Regions from separate parts of the Homo sapiens genome. Here region 1 is linked to region 2. A link is an interaction called in ENCODE POLR2A ChIA-PET data of the cell type or tissue named here. Cell type or tissue: PC-3. All regions are shown on one strand. Links, peaks and the distances in the headings refer to the core of each region. The heading gives the core; the rest is flanking DNA.

What was found. Peaks named below come from ENCODE experiments on the same cell type or tissue, not always from the same donor. Only the 100,000 strongest peaks of a DNase experiment are listed, where the experiment ranks them.
Region 1: POLR2A ChIA-PET joins it to region 2 with 5 read pairs; 3 of 35 experiments call an interaction of 5 or more read pairs at or near these places.

What each region holds. Positions count from the first base shown.
Region 1 is chr7:149,402,483-149,414,691 of GRCh38, forward strand. No RefSeq gene overlaps it. Among named protein-coding and RNA genes, the nearest start is that of TRC-GCA11-1, 6.6 kb to the right of the region's middle. In PC-3, for the core only: no CTCF peak of the experiment used is centred there; no DNase peak of the experiment used is centred there.
Region 2 is chr7:149,228,469-149,239,056 of GRCh38, forward strand. No RefSeq gene overlaps it. Among named protein-coding and RNA genes, the nearest start is that of ZNF212, 5.9 kb to the right of the region's middle. RefSeq lists an enhancer at 4,735-5,934. In PC-3, for the core only: no CTCF peak of the experiment used is centred there; DNase peaks (open chromatin) are centred at 5,343 and 5,653; H3K4me3 peaks cover 541 bases; H3K27ac peaks cover 2,457 bases.

The sequences.
Region 1 (12,209 bases), core at 3,593-8,592, 180 kb after region 2:
TATATAAAAATCCCTTGTAATACAGGTAGTCAAGATAATAAGTGCATGCAAGGAAAGCAATCCTCCTCATTTTTCTGAAAACTGTTTTACATTTTAAAAGGTGGCTAGGCATACTTGGAAGTTCAAAGCAGTAGGATGCACCGTGCAGGGAAACAAAGAGGAAAGCCCTTTTCCATGTTGTTAGGCAAATATATATCAAATATACCCCACTTCCACTTAATAAAGTCAGTTGGATGAGTTCTTTGAACCAGGCTAGGGCAGAATACTCAGTAAAACTGGGCTCTGGGTGGGGATGCGAATCCAGGAGAAGAGGAGCACCAGATCCCATCCGTTCCCCTCTCTAACACAGACGAGGCACGCTGCCCCTTGTCCCTGGACATAGGACGCACCAGCACAGTCCTCAGATAGTTACTGCACCCACTGCCTGGTGCTTTCCAACGGTCTTAATTTACGCCATGGAGAAAATCCTTTACCACCAAACACAAACTGTCATTGAACTTAAGTCATAAAGGATGTTATGGGGGAAATTCTTGTTTGAAGAAGAATTTCTTCGTCAGTTTGAAGAAGTCACTTTGGTTGTTCCTTCACATGAACACTTCTCTCTGGGTCACTTCTGCTGACCTCAGTCCCACCCAGTGCGACTGGAAACAACATGGAAAAGGGCTTTCCTCTTTCTTTCCCTGCACGGTGCATCCTACTGCTTTGAACTTCCAAGTACGCCTAGTCACCTTTTAAAATGTAAAACGGTTTTCAGCTAGAAGCGATTCTAGCTTCACGCTCATGGGCTGATGTTATATTCAAGTGACTTTATCTTCAGGTTCCAGGAGTATCACCATCCCAGAACAAAAGTGGGAGGGTCCTTGGAGAAACTGGAGGTAAGCACTTTTCTGCTTTAAAAATCTCTGGGCAAGATGAACCAGGAAGCCCATCCCTGAGGCAGGAACCTACCTGCAGAGCAGCTAAGGTTTCTAAGGACGTTTGCCACCTAGCCTTGTGTTGCTAGTGACGCTAGTGAACCGGGAACCAAGGTGACTGGTTCTGAGTGTGCCTTCTTTTTTTTGTTTCTCCTTGTTTTTCAGCAAAGTTCCTATTGGAAATGTCAGCCTGTCTCCATGGTGCTAAGAAAAGTAAGGAAAGAAAGTTTTCTCCAGACACACCAATATGAACTCCATTAACATGAGATAGAAAACTAACTCAGAAACTTAGAATCAGAACCTTAAAATCAGATCCTCATTATGGAAAATTTCAAATATACACAAAAACAGTAGTCTCTTCCATCTAGATCCAGCAGTCCTGGTGGGTGAGACCTGATTTAATTAGATTTATTTTAAAATTTAAAATGTATATTTTAGGCTGGGCACAGTGGCTCATGCCTGTTATCTAAGAACTTTGGGAGGCTGAGGTGGGAGGATTACTTGAAGCCGCCAGGAGTTTCAGACCAGCCCGGGCAACAAAACAAGACCCCAGTCTCTACAAAAAAAATTTTTTTTAAAAAATTAGCTGGGTGTGGTGGCAGTAGCTGTGGTGCCAGATACTGGACAAGCTGAGGCAGAGGGTCCCTTGAGCCCAGGACTTTGAGGTGGCAGTGAGCCCTGATCGCGCTGTCACAGGATGCTTCGCAGTGAGCCCTGACCTCACTGTCATGGGATCCTTCGCAGTGAGCCCCGATCCTGCTGTCACAGGATCCTTTGCAGTCAACCCTGACCTCACTGTCACAGGATCCTTCGCAGTGAGCCCTGACCGCGCTGTCACTGGATCCTTTATAGTGAGCCCTCATCACAGTCACAGGATCCTTCACAGTGAGCCCTGATTGTGCTGTCACTGGATCCTTCGCAGTGAGCCCTGACCATGCTGTCACTGGATCCTTTGTAGTGAGCCCTCATCACAGTCACAGGATCCTTCAGTGTTGACTTTGGTATCGCTTCGCCAGTGGGAAACTTCTGTGGCCAGTGGCATCTCTGCTTGAGTTTTGCTCGTGGCCGCTGAGCTCCTTCCACCTACTTGGTCTGGCAGGCTGTGCTTAGTTCACGCTACCAGCCCAGATCCCCCACCTGCCATGGGCAAGCCAAGTGCGGAGCAGAGAGGGGTGTGTGAGTGTGCAGGTATGGGGTCTGGCCAGTGCACGTAGCCAGGCACACCAGCTGCTATGGTGGGGTGGGCAGCTCCGGGCACGGGCACAGGTGCCAGCTCTGTGTGAAGCTGCAGCTGGACCTTCCACCACAGGCACCAGCAACTGGACGAGGGGAACGCATTGGTGCCCAAAAGCTTGGAGATGCCAGGAACCGCAGAGCCCCAAAGGGTGTTACAGCATGTCACGGTCTTGGCTTGGGGAGGCCCACAGCTCTTCTCTCCTTCTCATCACTTGCAGTGTGGCAAGTGGGGTTGGGGGTGTTTTGGGGTAGTATTTCAGCCAGTTTGTGTCACAGTTCTTTCAGTCCCACCGCCCCGCTCTGGCCTGAAGCTCCTGGGCTAGTCTGGCCCTGCCTCCTGTCACTGCTGACAGAGGGCGGGAGGGCTATAGTGTTACAGCTCTGGCTTGGGGAATCCCAAGGTCTGGGCCTCAGAAAGGTTACCACTCTTAACTCCCACAGTCCAGACGCGTATCACTGCCCACAGCCTGGTGAGCCAGCCAGCGAAGTGTTACAGCTCCTTTTGCTTCCACTGTGTGGTGGGTCCCAAGTTCCTGTCCTGTGTCCAGGAAGAATGAGGCTACTCAGACAACTGGAGGGTGAGCAAGGCAGAGAAGAGCTTTATTGGGTGACTGAACAGCTCTCAGCAGAGAGGAGACCCAAAGTGGGTAGCTCCTATCCACAGGCAGGTAATCCCAGAGTGTATGAGTCTGGCTGAGTCCAGGGATTTTTATGGGCTCAGAATGGAGGAAGTTCATGCTAATTGGTCCATGGTGGGCCTGGAAGAAGCACCACTTGATTGGCTGAAAGGCATCAAGGAAGTTTTTTCACTCCGGGTAGCGGACTTCACTGGGACCTGGCAGCCTGGCCTCCAGGCTTCAGTCCATCCTTGGCTTGAAGGTGGGGTTTCATCTGGGACCCGTCCTTTCCTACCCAGAAACCTGTCTGCCTCCTGCCACCATCAACACCATTGCACTCCAGCCTGGGCAACAGAGCGGAGGCCTCATCTCTTAAAAAAAAAGAATAAATAAAATAAAAACAAATAAAAAATGTATATTTTAAAAATAAATACCGAATTCATAGAACTCACACAATACAATATTCTAAAGGAACGAAAAAGTAGGCAGTGAAAATTCTCCCTCTTGTTTATCTACCAAGACTCCACTCACTGGGGGAAGCCCATGTCTTGTGTTTCTTACATATTCTTCCATAGATAATTTGTACGTCTGAGGAGTTATTAGTGCATATTTTCTCCTACCTTTTCTGTAAACACAAATGATAGCACAGCATATACATCTTGGTTTTTTTCTACCTCATTTAATTTTATAGTCTCCAGATGCCTTTAGTGGTGTCATAGGGGTAAGTTTTCCAGCTGAAATTTGTAGTAACATTAATGGGAGGGGGAACGTTACCACAAAACCCGATAGCGGAAAGGGAAGGAAACTTGGGAATAGAGGGCACCCATATTTGAACCAGGGACCACTTGATCTGCAGCCAAATGGTTTACTCCTCAGCTATACCCCCTTGCCTGAGGGACATTCCTTCTTAGCACATTTCACCTGTGTAGCCACACCCAAGACACTACATTTACTATAATACCTAATGTTTTTGTGCAATTATTTTGTTCTAAATAAATTGTAAGAGCTTCATATATATAATTTAAAAAATTATTTGTGGTAGTACTATCACTACTACCACCATCATCATTGATGACAATGACATATGGAATTGAAGCAAATTGCCCCAAATCAGTGTTAAGTGACAGAATCAAGAACTAAAGGCAGGGCGTGGAGAATCATGCCTGTAATCCCAGCACTTTGGGAGGCTGAGGCAGATGGCTTGCTTGAGCCCAGGAATTTGAAACCAGCCTGGGCAACATGGTGAAAACCCATCTCTACAAAAAAAAAAAAAAAATATATATATATATATATGTATATTATATATATATAAAATAGCTGGGCATGGTGGTGCACACCTGTAGTCCCAGCTACTCAGGAGGCTGAGGCAGGAGGACTGCTTGAGCCCAGAAAGTCAAGGCTGCAGTGAGCCAGCCTGGGTGACAGTGCAAGACCTTAAAATAAATAAATAAATAAATAAATAAATAAATAAATAAATAAATAAAGCTAAACAGCCACTACATTATCCAGCCTCCACTAGGCTGCTCTTTATTTTGGGTTGGGTCTGCAGGGCTCTGCTGCCTCCCAGTGGACCCCTCTCCCTGCTCTGTTACAACCTCATCCCCCGCCTCCTCCCTGCCAGCCCTCCCTGCTTTTATATAATGGGGTTGCCCAGAGAAGGCCATTTAACCCAAGTGCCCTGAGAGGGCCCAACATTGGCTTCTGGAAGTCAGAACATTTATTTATTTATTTTTGCCAGTGGTAATTAATTTTATCGCAAGTTATATACATTTGCAATTTGCTAAAATTCTTGTTATTCTTACAAATTGCCAATAAATGTTCTCAATTTCATTGAAGAAAACCAAATTAATAAATTAGAATTATTTCTGGTCAAAATACTTTCAGAAAGGAATCGCTTAGGAGGCTATACACCACAGAAACAGCGACATTTGTCAGAATTATTTATTGTGATAAACTACTTACAGACCTCTTATGTAACAGAATATTTTTAATAAAAGTTTATATTTTAATAGCAGCTAAATGGAGACATAATAACCTTTTTAAAAATGAGCTATAATTTATACATCATATACTTCACCCTTTTAAAGTATATAATTCAGTGGTTTTGGGTATATTCACAGATTGTGTAACTATCACCACTATCAAATTTCAGAACATTTTCATCACCCCGGAAAGATACCCCAAACCCATCAGCAGACATCACTCCAATCCCACCTCCCCCAGCCCCTGGCAATGAGACACGTTAGCCTTCGAGTAGAGCTGGCTATTTTGCAAAATCACAGGGGTGGGGGAAGCCTCAAGAAATCATCTAGTTCATTTCCTACCCTTAAGAGCCTCTGAAGGGAGATCCACCATCTTCTATGGAAGCTACTGTGTACTCTAAAAATTAATATAAGGGAAGCAGCCAAATGATATCTATATTATCCTAGGTAAAATGGTTTCTATATTCAGAAGAGCTTGCTTAACTTATTTTACAGCTATATTTTCAATTTGGGATCAAACCTTAATAGTGTTAGATATTAATACATCAGAAATTACTCTCAGATTCACCACATTATTTGATAATTTTTCTACTATTTGGTTGCTTTACTTTTAATGTGAGCATTAGGTTTCCTTTTTTTTTTTTTTTTCTTAAATCCCTACAGACAGCATTAGGTTTTCTGTTGTGCCCCCTGAATCTTACTGTATACAAAAGTAAGTCGAGCCACTTTAAGGAAGTCAACAGGCCTTTGGCTGTTACTTTGTTGTCATAGATTTTATTGGAAAAAGACAGTGGCACCTAGATGTCTCACCAAGATGTATAATGCATGTTCAAAAGCAGACCCTAGCTTTTTTTTCCCCTCAAAAACAGATCTGAAGAGTCTCAGTCAGAGACACAGAATGATTCTGTAAATGTAAGCTACAAATTGTCTAGGGTAATAAAAGAAAAATCTTGCCCTGCCTCCAAATCTGGTAACTATTTTTTTTTAGAATTTTTTTATTTCTATAGGTTATTGGGGAACAGGTGGTGTTTGGCTACATAAGTAGGTTCTTTAGTGGTGATTTGTGAGATTTTGGTGCACCCATCACCCGAGCAGTATACACTGTACCCAATTAGTGAACTTTTATCCCTCAGCCCCTTCCCACCCTTTCCCCTGAGTCCCCAAAGTCCACTGTGTCATTCTTACGCCTTTGCATCCTCATAGCTTAGCTCCCACTTATGAATGAGAACATACGATGCTTGGTTTTCCATTCCTGAGTTACTTCCCTTAGAATAATAGTCTCCAGTCTTATCCAGGTTGCTGTGAATGCCATTAATTCATTATTTTTTATGGCTGAGTAGTATTCCATTGTATATGTATACCACAGTTTCTTTATCCACTCATTGATTCATGGGCATTTAGTTTGTTTCCACATGTTTGGAATTGCCAATTTTGCTGCTATAAACATGCATCTGCAAGTATCTTTTTCGTATAATGACTTCTTTTCCTCCGGGCAGATACCCAGCGGTGGGATTGCTAGGTCAAATGATAGTTCTATTTTTTGTTATTTAAGGAATCTCCACACTGTTTTCCATAGTGGTTGTACTAGTTTACATTCCCTCCAGCAGTGTAGAAGTGTTCCCTTTTCACCGCATCTAACCAACATCTATTATTTTTGATTTTTTTGATTCTGGCCATTCTTGCAGGAGTAAGGTGGTATCACATTGTGGTTTTGATTTGCATTTCCCTGATCATTAGTGATGTTGAGCATTTTTTCATATGTTTGGTGCCCATTTGTATATCTTCTTTTGAGAATTGTCTATTCATGACCTTAGCCCAATTTCTGATGGGATTATTTATTTTTTTCTTGCTAATTTGTTTGAGTTCCTCATAGATTCTGGATATTAATAATCTTTGTATAGATTACAAAGATTTTCTCCCACTCTATGGGTTGTCTGTTTACTCTGCTAACTGTTTGTTTTGCCATGCAAAAGCTGTTTAGTTTAATTAAGTCCCGGCTATTTATCTTTGTTTTTATCGCATTTGCTTTTGGGAAAGTCAGAACATTTAAACTGAGGTTTTCTAAATGTGTGAATTAGTTAGCTTTTGTATGAGTAACGACTTCACGTGGCTCAGAGTTTAAAATGTACAAGTTGTCACCTGGCCAGCATGTAACCTCTTTGCTGGTTTCTTGTACACTTTCAAAAGAGAAACATTTCTCTTAGAGCCCCAGAGTTAATTTTATTTTAGTTTATTTCTTAGTTTATTTAGTTTAGTTCTTAGATCTGTATACACATATGTACACAAAACTACATACAAATGCCCTGTACTTAACAGTTTTATACGGCTATAAAAACAAAATAATTTTAGAAATCCTGCCATGGGTGGTGGCTCAGGCCTGTAATCCCAGCACTTTGGGAGGCTGAGGCGGGTGGATCACCTGAGGTCAGGAGTTTAAGACCAGCCTGGCTAATGTGGTGAAACCCGTCTCTACTAAAATTACAAAAATTAGCTGGGCATGCTCACATGTGCCTGTAGTCCCAGCTACTCGGGAGGCTGAGGCAGGAGAATCACTTGAACTCAGGAGGCGGAGGTTGCAGTGAGTCAAGATCACACCACTGCACTCCAGCCAGGGCAACAGAGCAAGACTCTTGTCTCTCAAAAAAACCAATTTTTTTTTAGAAATCATTACAAATGAAATCATAAATCAAATAACACTCAAATAATTAGTTTCATTCAGAGGAAACTAACTCGCTAGAACTAACAGGCTCTGTGTAATGTGTTTGTGAGGCTGTCCCTCACAAGCCTGTGAAGACCCGCTGGGCCCCAGCACGTCTGGGAAACCGCCTCTGTGAGCACAACTCTCACTTCCCTCTCTTGTGGACTTAGTTGAGCTTCTGTTCTTTTGCCACCACAGGTATTAAAGCACCACATGGTGACAAGTGAATCACAAACACACGCGTACAGGCACACCCAAGCACACAGTGCCTAGAAACAGCTTTTTGTTGTAAAGTGTCCACCCAAACAAGTCCTAGAATGCCCATATTAAAAATGCTAAGATTGTGATTAAAATTTGAATAGAAAAATTCTTCGGAGAGTTCAGGGACTGCTGGAAAACACGGATCTAGCTGCCTCCTCCATGCCACCCACCTGGAAAGAGACTCAGAGGCCTGCCTGTGTCTGATTGGGCTGTTGACAATGGTCAGGGCTATGACTCCAAGCTGGGCGCAGTTGCTCGGGCCTGTAATCCCGGCACTTTGGGAGGTGGTGGCAGGGGGACTGCTTGAACCCAGGAGTTTGAGACCAGCCCAGGCAACAAAGCAAGACCCTGTATCTACAAAACATACAAATCACCTGGGTATTTTTTTGTTTTTTTTTTTTGTGGCAATTGTGAATGGGATTGCTTTTCTGATTTGGTTCTCAGTTTGGTTATTGTTGGTATATAGGAATGCTAGCAATTTTTGTATATTGATTTTGTAGCCCGCAAGTTTGCTGAAGTTATCAGCTGACGAAGCTTTTGGGCCAAGAATATGGGGTTTTCTAGATATAGAATCATGTCGTCTGCAAACAGAGATAGTTTGACTTCCTCTCTTCCTATTTGGATGTCCTTTATTTCTTTCTCTTGCCTGATTGCTCTGGCTAGGACTTCCCATACTATGTTGAATATAAGTGGTGAGAGAGGACATCCTTGTCTTGTGCTGGTTTTCAAGGGGAATGTTTCCAGCTTTTACCCATTCAGAATGATATTGGCTGTGGGTTTGTCATTAATGGCTCTTATTATTTTGAGGTATATTCCTTCAGTACCTAGTTTATTGAGAGTTTTTAACATGAAGGGATATTGAATTTTCTCAAAAGCCATTTCTGCGTCTATTGAGATAATCATGTGTTTTTTGTCTTTAGTTCTGTTTATGTGATGAATCACATTCATTGATTTTTGTATGTTGAACCATCCTTGTATCCCAGGGATGAAGCCTCCTTAATCACAGTGGATTAGCTTTTTGATGTGCTGCTGGATTCTGTTTGCAAGTATTTTGTTGAGGATTTTTGCATTGATGTTCATCAAGAATATTGGCCTGAAGTTTTATTTTTTTGTTGTGTCTCTGCCAGGTTTTGGTATCAAGATGATGCTGGCCTCATAGAATGAGCTAGGGAGAAGCCCCTATGCCTCAATTTTCTGGAATAGTTTCTGTAGGAATGATACCAACTCTTATTTGTACATCTGGTAGAATTCAGCTGCAAATCCATCAGGTCCTGGGCTTTTTTGGGTTGGTAGGCTATTATTACTGATTCAATTTTGGAGCTCCTTATTGTTCTGTTCAGGGAATTAATTTCTTCCTGGCTCAGTCTTAGGAGAGTGTAAATGTCTGGGAATTTTTCTATCTCTTATAGCTAACCAGGGAGGTGAAACATCTCTACAATGAGAATTACAAAACACTGATCAAAAGAGATCAGAGAACACAGAAACAAATAGAAAAACATCTCATGCTCATGGATAGGAAGAATCAATATTATTAATATGGCTATACTGCCCAAAGCAATTTATAGATTCAATGCTATTCCTACTAAACTACCAATGACGTTCTTCAGAAAACTAGAAAAAATACTTTAAAATTTATATGGAACCAAAAAAGGGACTGAATTGCCAAGGCAACCCTAAGCAAAAAGAACAAAGCTAGAGGAATCACATTACCCAACTTCAAACTATACTATAAGGCTACAGTGACAAAAACAGCACGGTACTGTTACTAAAACAGGCACATAGATCAGTGGAACAGAACAGAGAGCCCAGAAATAAGGCTGCACATCTATGACCATGTGATCTTTGACAAAGTTGACAAAAACAAACAAGGGGGAAAGGACTCTCTATTAAATAAATGGTGCTGGGATAATTGGCTAGCAATATGCAGAAGATTGAAGCTGGATCCCTTCCTTACACCATATACAAAAATCAACTCAAAATGGATTAAGGACTTAAATGTAAAAAAAAAAAAAAAAAAAAAAAAAGACTTAAATGTAAAACTGAAAATTATAAAAACCCTGAAAGACAACCTAGGAAATACCATCTTGGACATGGGAATGGGCAAAGATTTCATGAGAAAGACACCAAAAGCCATCACAACAAAAGCAAAAATTGGCAAATGGGATCTAATTAAACTTAAGAGCTTCTGCACAGCAAACCATCAACAGGGTAAACAGACAACCTACAGAACGGGATAAAATATTTGCAAACTATGCATCCATCAAAGGTCTATAAGGAACTTAAACAAATTTACAAGAGAAAAACAAACAACCCCATTAAAAAGCGGGCAAAGGTCAGTCGGGCACGGTGGCTCAAGCCTGTAATCCCAGCACTTTGGGAGGCCGAGGCGGGCAGATCACGAGGTCAGGAGATCAAGACCATCCTGGCTAACACGTGAAACCCCGTCTCTACTAAAAATACAAAAAAAATTAGCCAGGTGTGGCGGCGTGCGCCTGTAGTCCCAGCTGCTGGGGAGGCTGAGGCAGCAGAATGGCGTGAACCCAGGAGGCGGAGCTTGCAGTGAGCCGAGATGGCGCCACTGCACTCCAGCCTGGGTGACAGAGCAAGACTCCGTCTCAAAAAAAAAAAAAAAAAAAAAAAAGTGGGCAAAGGGCATGAACAGACATGAACACATGGACAGGTCTCAAAAGAAGACATACATGCGGCCAACAAGTATGGGCAAAAAAGCTGAATATCATCACTGATCATTAGAAGAATGCAAATCAAAACCACAATGAGATACCATCTCACACCAGTCAGAATGGCTATTACTAAAAAGTCAAAAAATAACACATGCTGGTGAGGTTGCGGAGAAAAGGAACCCTTATATACTGTTGGTGGGAGTGTAAATTAGTTCAACCATTGTGGAAAGCAGTATGGCGATTCCTCAAAGAGCTAAAAGCAGAACTACCATTTGATCCCACTACCGAGAATATAGCTAGAGCAATGTATAGCATTCTACCATAAAGACACATGCACACAAATGTTTATTGCAGCACTGCTCACAATAGCAAACACATGGAAACAACCTAAATGCCCATCAATGATAGAGTGGATAAAGAAAATGTGGTACATATGCACCATGGAATATTATGCAGTCAAAAAAAGAATGAGATCATGTCTTTTGCAGGAACATGGATGGAGCTGGAGGCCATCATCCTTAGCAAGGTAATGCAGGAATGGAAAACCAAATCCGCATGTTCTCACTTATAGGTAGGAGCTAAATGATAAGAACTTATGAAGACAAAGAAGGAAACAACAGACACTGCGGTCTACCTGGGGGGGAGGGGGGAGGGGGGAGGAGGGGGAGGGGGGGAGGAGGGGGAGGAGCAGAAAAGATCGCTATTGAATACTGAGCTTAATACCTGGGTGATGTGATAATATGTACAACAAACCCCTGTGAAATGTGTTTATGTATGTAACAAACCTTCACATGTACCCCCAACCCTAAAATAAAAAAAAATTTTAAACCGTCCTTGAAAAAGAAAAAGAAATCGCCTGTAGTTTCAGGTACTCTGGAGACTCAGGTGGGAGGACTGTTTGAACCCAGGTGGTTGAGGCTGCAGCGAGCCATGATTGTGCTGTTGCACTCCTGCCTGGGCAACAGAGCAAGACCCTGTCTCAAAAGAAAAAAAAAAAAAAGACTATGACTCCAAGGTTTTGATTTCTGCTCCAGAATCTCAATCTCACACCTCAGGAGGAGCATGGACCACCCTACTTTGACTTTCTCCTCCTTCCAGTGCACCCTCCCCACCAGCCAATGGAGATAAACCTTTCTGAGGAAAACATTATCCTGGGGAATAATGAGTTGGTAAGCTGGTGATTAATGAAGTTGAGAAACTACAAAGCCATTATTAAAAAGGTGAACATCAGTCTGTTATTGAGGACAATCCCCTTTCAGGTCTGTAGTCCTGGCATCTAATTAATGGAACCAAAGCTTTTGGAAGTTCACTTTATAAAAGATGAAACAGTTGCCATTATTGTGAATACTGGTGTACTCCGTTTAAAAGTGCAATATTGAAGGTAGAACTCTTTGTGCAGCAACGATACAAGGGTGCGATTTGGGGAGCACAGCACTGTGATAAAAACAATGTTCTTGGCAAGGAAGTCTTTAGTAAATCCCAAGAAGATTCAGCAGGATGTCGTTGGAACCGGATGTGGTGTACACACAACTCACAAGTCCATCCAAACAGGCTGGGATAGTCTACCAATTCAGATAAAGTGTGAGGTGTTTTTTTAGGTGGTATATATGCAAATAAACTAAATTATTTTTTTGTAACAGCTGATTTAGTATAATAAAATATTTAGTTATGGTAGTATGTATGCACTTTCTGCAAGTGTTTTTGAAAATAGCTGTTGAGCACTTTCTGCGAGTGTTTTTGAAAATAGCTATTGAATAGAATCGCTATTCAATATTTGGTCTACCAAAATACTAAAACAAATCATACTCAGAATTATACTC
Region 2 (10,588 bases), core at 2,515-7,514:
GAGACCAGCGTGGCCAACATGGTGAAACTCTGTCTCTACTAAAAACACAAAAATTAGCCAGGTGTGATGGCACACACCTGTAATCCCAGCTACTCAGGAGGTTGAGGCAGGAGAATCGCTTGAACCCGGGAGATGGAGCTTGCAGTGAGCCAAGATTGTGCCACTGCATTCCAGCCTGGGTGACAGAGTGAGACTCCGTCTCCAAAAAAAAAAACAAAACCAAACAAACAAACAAAAAAAAACACACACAATGCATGCAATAAAAATTCGAACAGTTTAAAAAAAAAAAGAAAAAGAAAAGAGGACACAATAAAGAGTGAAACTCTTTCCTAACACACTTCCTGGAAGTATCCACTGCTGAAAGCTGCATCTGTGTCCTTACAGACCTGTGTTCAATTTCCCAGACATTCAAATTACTTCCTCATTTCAGGATATGCTGTTCTGGGCTTTCTGTCCTCATCAGCCTAGGAAGCTCTAACAGGGACATCTGGATTGTAGCATTCCTTCCTCAGCACTGTACCAGATGATCAGGTACAAGGAGTGCTCTGCAAAGGTTGCTGCTCCAAAAAGCTCAAGAGAGTAGAACGTTTCCTGAGATGGGTGGACAGCTCAGGGAACTTCATGCTCATGGCCTCAGTTTGTGCCTTACTTTATGGAAAGGGCAAGGCAGGGTGTTAGGAGAATGAGATTGAGGATGGACGGATGGCTGCATTGTTATTGTTTCATGAACATCTATTAGGGAACAAAGAAGAGTAAGACCTAGTCCTTGCCCTCTGGGAGCCTGACGTCTAAAGGAGAGAAGGTATTTGTGAGAACAACACTACTAGAAAGCATATGACTGCATGAGGGTGGGGGCTTGAGAAATATACGCCTGATCTTCTGGAAGGCTCGCTGCAGGACATCCCGCTGAGAAGTTGGGAAAATACTGGTCTGTAGAAGCCATACTGAGCTAGTGATGGTCAAGGCTAAGTCTCCGGTTTCCTGGATCCTGGGTTGGGGGATCCCGCTGCACTAGTGCCCCTCAACTACACCGTGAGTCACCCCAGCCCCCAGCACAGGCCCTAGGAGAGTCCCGTAGGGAGCTCTAACCACAGAGCTGATCAAAGATGGTGACACTCAGGATGCTGGCCTCTGCATTTTGTTCACTTGAATACCTCTTTAGTATTTAGCACGTGTCTAGCCTGGATGGGCACCACAGGGGGTACAAGTGATCGGAGTTGAGCAACAGACATGAAGAGGAAATTGGCACCCTAAGGTGGTACAATTTGCTTGACAGCAGAGTTGATGGGAGGAGTCAGAGCTCATGATACGATAAGCGTGAGATTAACCTTCATGGAGAAGTCAGGGACTAGAGGATGAATTGGATGGGGCAGAGGGAAAGGAGGGAGGACGCAATGTGGGACAAGGGTGAAACACACTGGGGAGAATGCAATTGGGATTGAAAGGCAGAAGACTGGCAGAGCCAGAGGCCGTGGACCAGCTGCTGGTGGTCTGGGCCCCACAGAGCTGCAGCCCTTTTGGAACTCTTCAGAAACAGTGAATGCATAGCGCTGAAAGGAGGCCAGAGGATGAAATGGAAGTCTCAAGAAGGCAGGTTTAAGTCAGACACCACCAAAAATGAAAAACACCCCAAAACACACAGGTAAAGGCAGTTATCTTATGATCAAAGATTTGGGCACCATGACCAGCTCTCTGACATCTGGGCCCTGGGTATTGGGTATTGGCAGGGAGTAAAGGGGGAAAGTAGGAAACTTCATACCAGGCTCAGGATGAGCCAGCCTGTGCCTATAATTTCACAGCATTTGTCCATCCAGCTGTTACTGCAAAAACATGCGATAGAGCATCCTAGAGGCCCAGAACCCTGTTTTGGAAGAGCACAGGAGGACGGTTTGGGGGAGGCCATGCCTCCTAGGGAGTCATTAGGGAGGCATATCTTTTTCTTTCTTTCTTTCTCTTTGAGGCAGGCTCTTTCTCTGTCGCCCAGGGTGGAGTGCAGTGGCACGATCTTGGGTCACTGCAACCTCTGCCCCCAGGTTCAAGCGATTCTCCTGACTCAGCCTCCTGAGTAGCCGGGATTACAGATGTGCACCACCATGCTCGGCTACTTTTTGTATTTTTAGTAGAGATGGAGTTTCACCATGTTGGCCAGGCTGGTCTCGAACTCCTGGCCTCATGTGGTCTACTCACCTCAGCCTCCCACAGTGCTGAGATTACAGGTATGAGCCACTGTGCCCGGCTAGGGAGGCATATCTCTAAACTGGTAATTCTTGAGATGAGAGGTCCTGAATATCTGTCAGAATCATACACAGCCCCCAGCCCCCACTGACAAGGGTCCCAGATGTCTCCTTCCATAAGAGTCACTCTGCTAGTGAGATGCTGGCACTGTATCCCAAAGGTTGGGAACCTCTGTTCAAACTTCTTTAGACATATTTTAATTTAATTTAATGTGTTATTTTTTTTAGATAGGGTCTCGCTCTGTCGCTCACTCTGGAGGGCAACGGTGGGATCATGACCCACTGCAGCCTTGAGCTCCTGGGCTCAAGCGATCCTCCTGCCTTGGCCTCTCAAAGTGCTGGGATTACAGGCATGAGCCACTGTGCCTGGCCTAGACATATTTTAAATCCACGTCACCCCTCAGCATGATAATTTCTATAGGTTTACCAGAAGACTCTCTTTGTTATAAAAGACTACCTTTGGGCCGGGTATGGTGGCTCATGCCTGTAATCCCAGCACTTTGGGAGGCCAAGGCAGGCGGATCACCTGAGGTCAGGAGTTCAAGACCAGCCTAATCGACATGGAGAAACCCTGTCTCTACTAAAAATACAAAATTAGCCGGGTGTGGTGGTGCATGCCTGTAGTCCCAGCTGCTCGGGAGGCTGAGGCAGGAGAATTGCTTGAAGCTGGGAGGTGGAGGTTGTGGTGAGCCAAGATCGTGCCATTGCACTCCAGCCTGGGCAACAAGAGTGAAACTCCGTCTCAAAAAAAAAAAAAAAAAAAAAAAGACTACCTTTGATGTCTCCCATTCAAGATTCAAGTTCTGTATCTAGTATTAGAGGTGTAAGCCAGTGTTGACTATCTGGGTGTCCCCATACCTTTCATTCTGATGGTGTCAATATCCTTTAACTGAAAAATAGCTTCAGACCCATCCTACATATAGTGTCAAAGCCAGTGCCCCTGCCCCACACTTCAAGGATTTGGGGATGAGAAGTGGTTCTTTATTTATTTATTTATTTTTTGAGATGGAGTTTTGCTCTGTCGCCCAGGCTGGAGTGGAGTGGCGTGATCTCAGCTCACTGCAACATACGTCGCCTGGGTTCAAGCAATTCTCTCACCTCAGTCTCCCAAGTAGCTGGGACTACAGGAGCGCGCCACCACGCCTGGCTAATTTTTGTGTGTGTATATGTATATATATATATACACACACACACATATATATATTTTTGAGAAGGAATTTCACTGTTGCCCAGGCTGAAGTCCAATGGTGCAATCTCAGCTCACTGTAACCTCCATCTCCTGGGTTCAAGTGATTCTCCTGTCTCAGCCTCCCGAGTAGCTGGGATTACAGGAGCTAGTTTTTTGTTTTTTTTTTTTTTTTTTTGAGATGGAGTCTCACTCTGTCACCTAGGCTGGAGTGCAGTGGCACAGTCTCGGCTCACTGCAAGCTCCGCCTCCTGGGTTCATGCCATTCTCCTGCCTCAGGCTTTTGAGTAGCTGGGACTACAGGCACCTGCCACCACGCCCAGCTAATTTTTTTTTTTTTTTTTTTTGTATTTTTAGTAGAGACAGGGTTTCACTGTGTTAGCCAGGATGGTCTCGATCTCCTGACCTCGTGATCTGCCCGACTCAGCTTCCCAAAGTGCTGGGATTACAGGCGTGAGCCACTGCGCTTGGCGACTGCCTTTAGTTTTTAAAGAAGCATTTCTTTCTTTACACTGCCCCTATGATAGCGATACAGACATTTAGCCTGTCAGTAGAAGCTCTCTCTGCTCTATTGCCTACTACCCAAACTTGCCTAGCTGTGTTCAGCCCTTCCTCCCTCCCTCCCTTCCGTCCTTCCTTCATTCCTTCCTTTCTCTTTCTTTCTCTCTTTTCTTTTTCTTTCCTTCTTTTCTTTTTCCTTCATTTATTTCTTCTTTTCTTTCTTTCTTTCTTTTTCTTTCTTTCTTTCTCTATAGGGTTTTGCTCTATCTATCTATCTATCTATCTATCTATCTATCTATCTATCATCTATAGGGTTTTGCTCTGTCAACCAGGCTGGAGGGCTGCAGTGGTGCAATCATAGCTCACTGCAGCCTTGACCTTCCAGGCCCAATCAACCCTCCCACCTCAGCCTCCCAAGTAGCTGGGAGCACAGATGTGTGCCACTATGCCTGGCAAATTTTTAAATTTTATGTAGAGATGAGGTCTCCCTATGTTGCCCAGACTGGCCTCAAACTCCTGGGCTCAAGGGATCCTCCTACGTCAGCCTCCCAAGGTGCTGAGATTACAGGCTTGTCTCTTGACCACTTCCAAGCCATGCCCTGTTTTTTCCACTTTTGTTCTCCAGGGGTCCTGGGCCAGGGGAGCTGTGTCCAAGTCCTGGTCTCTCAAGCCCCAGCTCTGGTTCCACTTTGTCCCTGAAGACTGCTTCACCACTCTAGGTCACACGCTCCCCTGACTTCCCACAGGGGTTTTAGAAGTATCTCCAAGTCCAAGAAACTGTGCAGCTGAGAAAGACACAAAGACAGGACGGGAGGCACTCCTTGCCCTCTGGGACTTTCCATTCGGTTTGGGTATACAGAGAGCCATCATTCTTTCACTAGTCAGTGTGCTTCCAGTTGCAATCAACAGAAGCTGACTGGCCAACCAGGAAGAAAAGGGAACATTCTGGAAGGAACCTGGAATCATTCACAGACTCAAAGGTAACTGATGAAGAACCACTCTTGGATACTGACAAAAATGTGTCTCTCATTTCTGCTCCTTTCACTGTATTGGGATCATTCTTTCAAACCAACTTATTCTAAAAAAAATGGAGGATGGTCGGGCATGGTGGCTCATGCCTGTAATCCTAGCACTTTGGGAGGCCGAGGTAGGTGGATCACTCGAGGTCAGGAATTTGAGACCCGCGTAGCTAACATGGTGAAGCCCCATCTCTACTAAAAATACAAAAATTAGCCGGGCGTGCTGGCGCATGCCTGTAGTCCCAGCTACTCGGGAGGCTGAGTCACGAGAATCACTTGAACCCGCGAGACAGAGGTTGCAGTGAGCCGAGATTGCACTACTGCATTCCAACCTGGTGACAGAGTGAGGCTCCCGTCCCAGAAAACTTTATAAAGAAAAAAAATGGAGGACAAGATTATTCCTGACTCATATAGTTATAATTCACCAGAGAGGAAATTAGCTTTTTCCCTCAGCTCAGTTAGAAGAAACCCAGGGGAAAGCTTGGACTGGTCCAGCTCAGGACACATCCACCCTGGCTTAATGACTGTGCTATGACTGGGCCCATAGGTGGGCTGGCTTAATGACTGTGCTATGACTGGGCCCATAGGTGGGCTGGCTTAATGACTGTGCTATGACTGGGCCCATAGGTGGGCTGGCTTAATGACTGTGCTATGACTGGGCCCATAGGGTGGGCTGGCTTAATGACTGTGCTATGACTGGGCCCATATGATTGGGCTGGCTTGAGCCAGGTGCTCACCCTTCAAACGGTTACTGAGACCAGGCTGGAGTTGGTATGCAAGAAGATGGCAACACACATTTGAATTACATGGGTACAGCTTAGGGAGGCACGATGCCTAGAGGACGAAAGGAGCCATGTTAGGCTGCAGAAGTTCGTGGGTGCACACCACAGACACATAAACAGCCGGGAGGCACCTTGAGCCAATGCGTGTTGATTCCAGGATTCTCACTGACCTGCAGTCTAGCAGGGCATGATCTCCAGAGGATTGTTAGTGTGAGGGAAGGAATACAAAAGACATTGTTCGGCCAGGCCCGGTGGCTCACGCCTGTAATCCCAGCACTTTGGGAGGCCCAGGCGTTTGGATCACTTGAGGCCAGGAGTTCATGGCCAGCCTGGCCAACATGGTGAAACCCCGTCTCTACTAAAAAATACAAAAATTAGCCATGCGTGGTGGCGCATGCCTGTAATCCCAGCTACTTGGGAGGCTGGGGCAGGAGAAATGCTTGAACCCAGGAGGCGGAGGTTGCAGTGAGCTGAGATTGCGCCACTGCATTCCAGCCCGGGCGACAGAGCGAGACCCTGTCTCAAAAAAAAAAAAAAAAGAAAAAAAGAAATGGTTCATGCCATCTAGGGACTTGCAAGATAGTAATGGCAGTGAGACAGAAAGAGTCTTAACGAGTGGAATAAAGCCATGGATTATAAACTTTTTTGAGAAAAAAACAGGCATACATATATGTACTTATATAGGCTAATATGTATGCTATAAATCATACACATGATACAAATTTAAAGGATAAGATAATTTTTGTGTGTGTGAAACAGGGCTTTATTCTGTCACTCAGGCTGGAATGCAGTGACGTGATCACAGCTCACTGCAACCTCGACCTCCTGGGCTCAAGTGATCCTCCTACCTCAGCCTCCCGAGTAGCTGGGACTGCAGGCGTGTGCCACCATGCCTAGCTATTTTTTTTTTTTTTTTTGTAGAGATGGAGTCCCATTATGTTGCCCAGGCTGGTCTCCAACTCCTGGCTTCAAGCAATCCTCCCACCTCAGCCTTCCAAAGTGCTGGGATTACAGGCATGAGCCACTGCACCTGGCCAAGATAAATATTATTAAAACATTATTTTAACAATGTATATTATTTGTTTGTTCAAAGAATACTTTTTTCTTTCACTAAAAATGAGGGTCTGGGGTGAGATGATGTCTAAGGTCATTTTCAGCTCTGCATGTTGCATTCATATTCTACAAATGTAGAGATGCCAGGCTACAAGTACTAAATGTCTATTTTCTTGATTCTTGGAATACCAATGCTACTAATGGGAATAACTGTGAACTTCATTTAAAAGTTTTTTAAGCCGGGTGTGGTGGCTCATGCCTGTAATCCCAGCACTTTGGGAAGCTGAGGCGGGCGGATCACGAAGTCAGGAAATTGAGACCATCCTGGCTAACACAGTGAAACCCTGTCTCTACTAAAAATACAAAAAAAAAAAAAAAAAAAAAAAATTAGCTGGGCGTGGTGGCGGGTGCCTGTAGTCCCAGTTACTCAAAAGGCTGAGGCAGGAGAATGGCGTGAACCTGGGAGGTGGAGCTTGCAGTGAGCGGAGATCACGACACTGCACTCCAGCCTGGGTGACAGAGAGAGACTCTGTCTCAAAAAAAAAGAGGAAAAAAAAAGTTTTTTAAAACGGACTGGGCGCAGTGGCTCATACCTGTAATCCCAGCACTTTGGGAGGCCGAGGCGGGTGGATCACTTGAGGTCAGGAGTTCGAGACCAGCCTGGCCAACATGATGAAACCCCCTCTCTACTAAAAATACAAAAGTTAGCTTGGCGTGGTGGCACACACCTGTAATGCCGGCTACTTGGGAGGCTGAGGCAGGAGAATCGCTTGGACCTGGGAGGCGGAGGTTGCAGTGAGCCAAGATTTCTCCACTGCACTCCAGCCTCGGCAAGAGAGCGAGATTCTGTCTCAAAACAAAAAACAAAAAACAACAACAATTTTTTTTGAGATGGAGTCTCGCTCTGTGGCTTAGGCTGGAGTGCAGTGGTGCAATCTCGCTCACTGCAAGCTCTGCCTCCCAGGTTCACACCATTCTCCTGCCTCAGCCTCTGGAGTAGCTGGGACTACAGGCGCCCGCCACCACACCTGGCTAATTTTTTGTATTTTTAGTGGAGACAGGGTTTCACCATGTTAGCCAGGATGGTCTCGATCTCCTGACCTTGTGATCCGCCTGCCTTGGCCTCCCAAAGTGCTGGGATTACAGGCGTAAGCCACCACACCCGGCCAACAACGTTTTTTAAAACAGCATATGTCAAGATTTGAATGTCAGTTGGAAAAAACAAATGGGTAGTTTCTAAGAGACACAACAAAGCCACATTTATCCTGCTGAACTCATTGCAATACAAGGCTTGGACCTTGCAAAAGTAAAGCAGAGAGAAGAAATTGCCTGTTATCAAGTGCTTGCTGTATGCCGGGCACTTGGCTACATAAGCACTTTACATAAATTCTTTCTTTTAGTTCCATCAGCAACCTTAGGATGAGGTGTTCACATTCTCAGTGGAAGACAAGGACACTAGGGCAGAGTGAGCATGAGCCACAGCACTTAGTAAATGAAGGATCTGGGACTAAACAACAATAATGATCATGAGTACTTCTTGAGCTCTTCCTCTGTGCCAGGTACTGTTCTAAGCACTTGACTTGAATTCACTCATTTAATTCACACAACTCTATGAGCTAAGTACTGTTATCTATTCACCAATAATCATGAGGAAACAAGTACTAAGAAGTTAAAGACCTGACCAAGTTTCACATCTAGTAAGTGGCTGTGATGGTGAATACTGAATCAACTTGATCGCATTGAAGGATGTAAAGTATTGATCCTGGGTGTGTCTGTGAGGGTGTTGCCAAAGGAGATTAACATTTGAGTCAGTAGGCTGGGAAAGGCAGACCCACCCTCAATCTGGTGGGCACAATCTAATCAGCTGCCAGCACAGCTAGAATATAAAGTAGGCAGAAAAATGTGAAAAGACTAGACTGGCCTAGCCTCCCAGCCTACTTCTTTCTCCCATGCTGGACCCTTCCCACCCTCGAACATCAACGAACATCAGACTCTAGGTTCTTCAGTTTTGGGACGCAGACTGGCTCTCCTTGCTCCTCAGCTTCCAGATAGCCTATTGTGGAGCCTTGTGAGCATGTGAGTTAATACTTAATAAACTCCCCTTTATATAACATTATATATATATCCTATTAGTCTGTCTAGAGAAACCTAATATACTGGCAGTGCTGGGCTAGGGACCCAGACGGTCTCACTCCCCAGCCCCACTTAGCAAATCACTGTGCCACACTGTCTTCATCAGCCCGGGGGACTGCAGGCGCCACACCATCTCCACCAGCCCACGTGATTGCAACCCTGGTGCCTGGTGCTGCCTCCTTTGCAGGCTGGAAATTTGATCTGAACCTTTTTCCAGACTTCCAGGCTCAGAGTCTGGGATGCTGAAACATGCTCATTTTCAAGAGACTGAGGTATACATGTGCATCAGCTTCACCTGCATGTTGCCTCCCAGAAGCTACCTGGCAACATGCAACGTCAGAAGGTTGCCTTGTGAGTATAGAAATAGAATAGAGGGAATGAGTTCTACGACCGAACTGTTTAATGACCTCAGCATCCTATGTCCTGATATTGTGCCTGTGGAGGATAACATTTTTATTTTATTTTTAAAGACAAGATCTTGGTCTGTTGCCTACGCTGGAGTGCAGTGGTGCGATCGTGATTCACTGCAGCCTTGAACTACTGGGTTCAAATGATTCTTCCACCTCAACCTCTTGAGTAGCTGAGACTACAGGTGTGCACCACTACTCCTGGCTCATTTTAATTTTAATTTTAATTTTGTAGAGACAGGGTCTGCCTATTTGCTCAGGTTGGTCTCAAACTCCAGTGATCCTCCTGCCTTGCCCTCCCAAAGTGCTAGGATTACAGGCATGAGCCACCTCACCCATGACACATTTTTTTTTTTTTCTGTATCTGACACCAAGAGTTTGTTGGTCTGAGAGATTAGGTCAGACCCTCTGGACAGGATCTCCCTGACTGACCGGTTTCTTCAGCCTGGCCCATTCTTTCTCTAGATTTATTAATGATTCAGTGACGTGCCCGTTGATCTAGTTGCCCTGGAAATAATGCCTCTGTTTGAGATGACATTTCATATCCTTACACTCTGATTCACCATTCAATCATTTACAAATATGAACACTTCTGTGTACAACAAATGGAGGATACAGTAGACAGACATTTCAGTGGAAGAGATACAGATAATTAATATGTAAATGAGTGAAAAAGAGAGATTACTTCAGATGGTGATAAATGGTATGAAAAATTTCCAGCAGGGTAACGAGATTGAGTATTGAGATGGAGGATGGTGTGGGGCTGTAGAAAGGGGGGACTGGGGATATCTCTCTGAGGATGTAGAATCTGAACTGAGCCCTGCATGTGAGGAAGGAGCCAGTCATGATCTTAAAAGTTTCGTTCTCCGCCGGGTGGGGTGGCTCACACCTGTAATCCCGGCGCTTTGGGAGGCTGAGGTGGGCGGATCACCTGAGGTCGGGAGTTTGAGACCAGCCTGACCAACATGGGGAAACCCCGTCTCTACTAAAAATACAAAATTAGCCAGGCGTGGTGGCACATGCCTGTAATCCCAGCTACTAGGGAGGCTGAGGCAGAAGAATCGCTTGAGCCCGGGAGGTGGAGGTTGCAGTGAGCCGAGATTGCGCCATTGCACTCCAGCCTGGGCAACAAGAGCGAAACTCCATCTCAAAAAAAAAAAGTTTCGTTCTCAGAGGAAACACTTCACGCCTATCCTGTGAAGTGGAAGTTCATTGCTTGTCTCCAGAGAGACAATGGTATAAATTAGGCAGCTATGGTTGCCGTAGTGTTGCT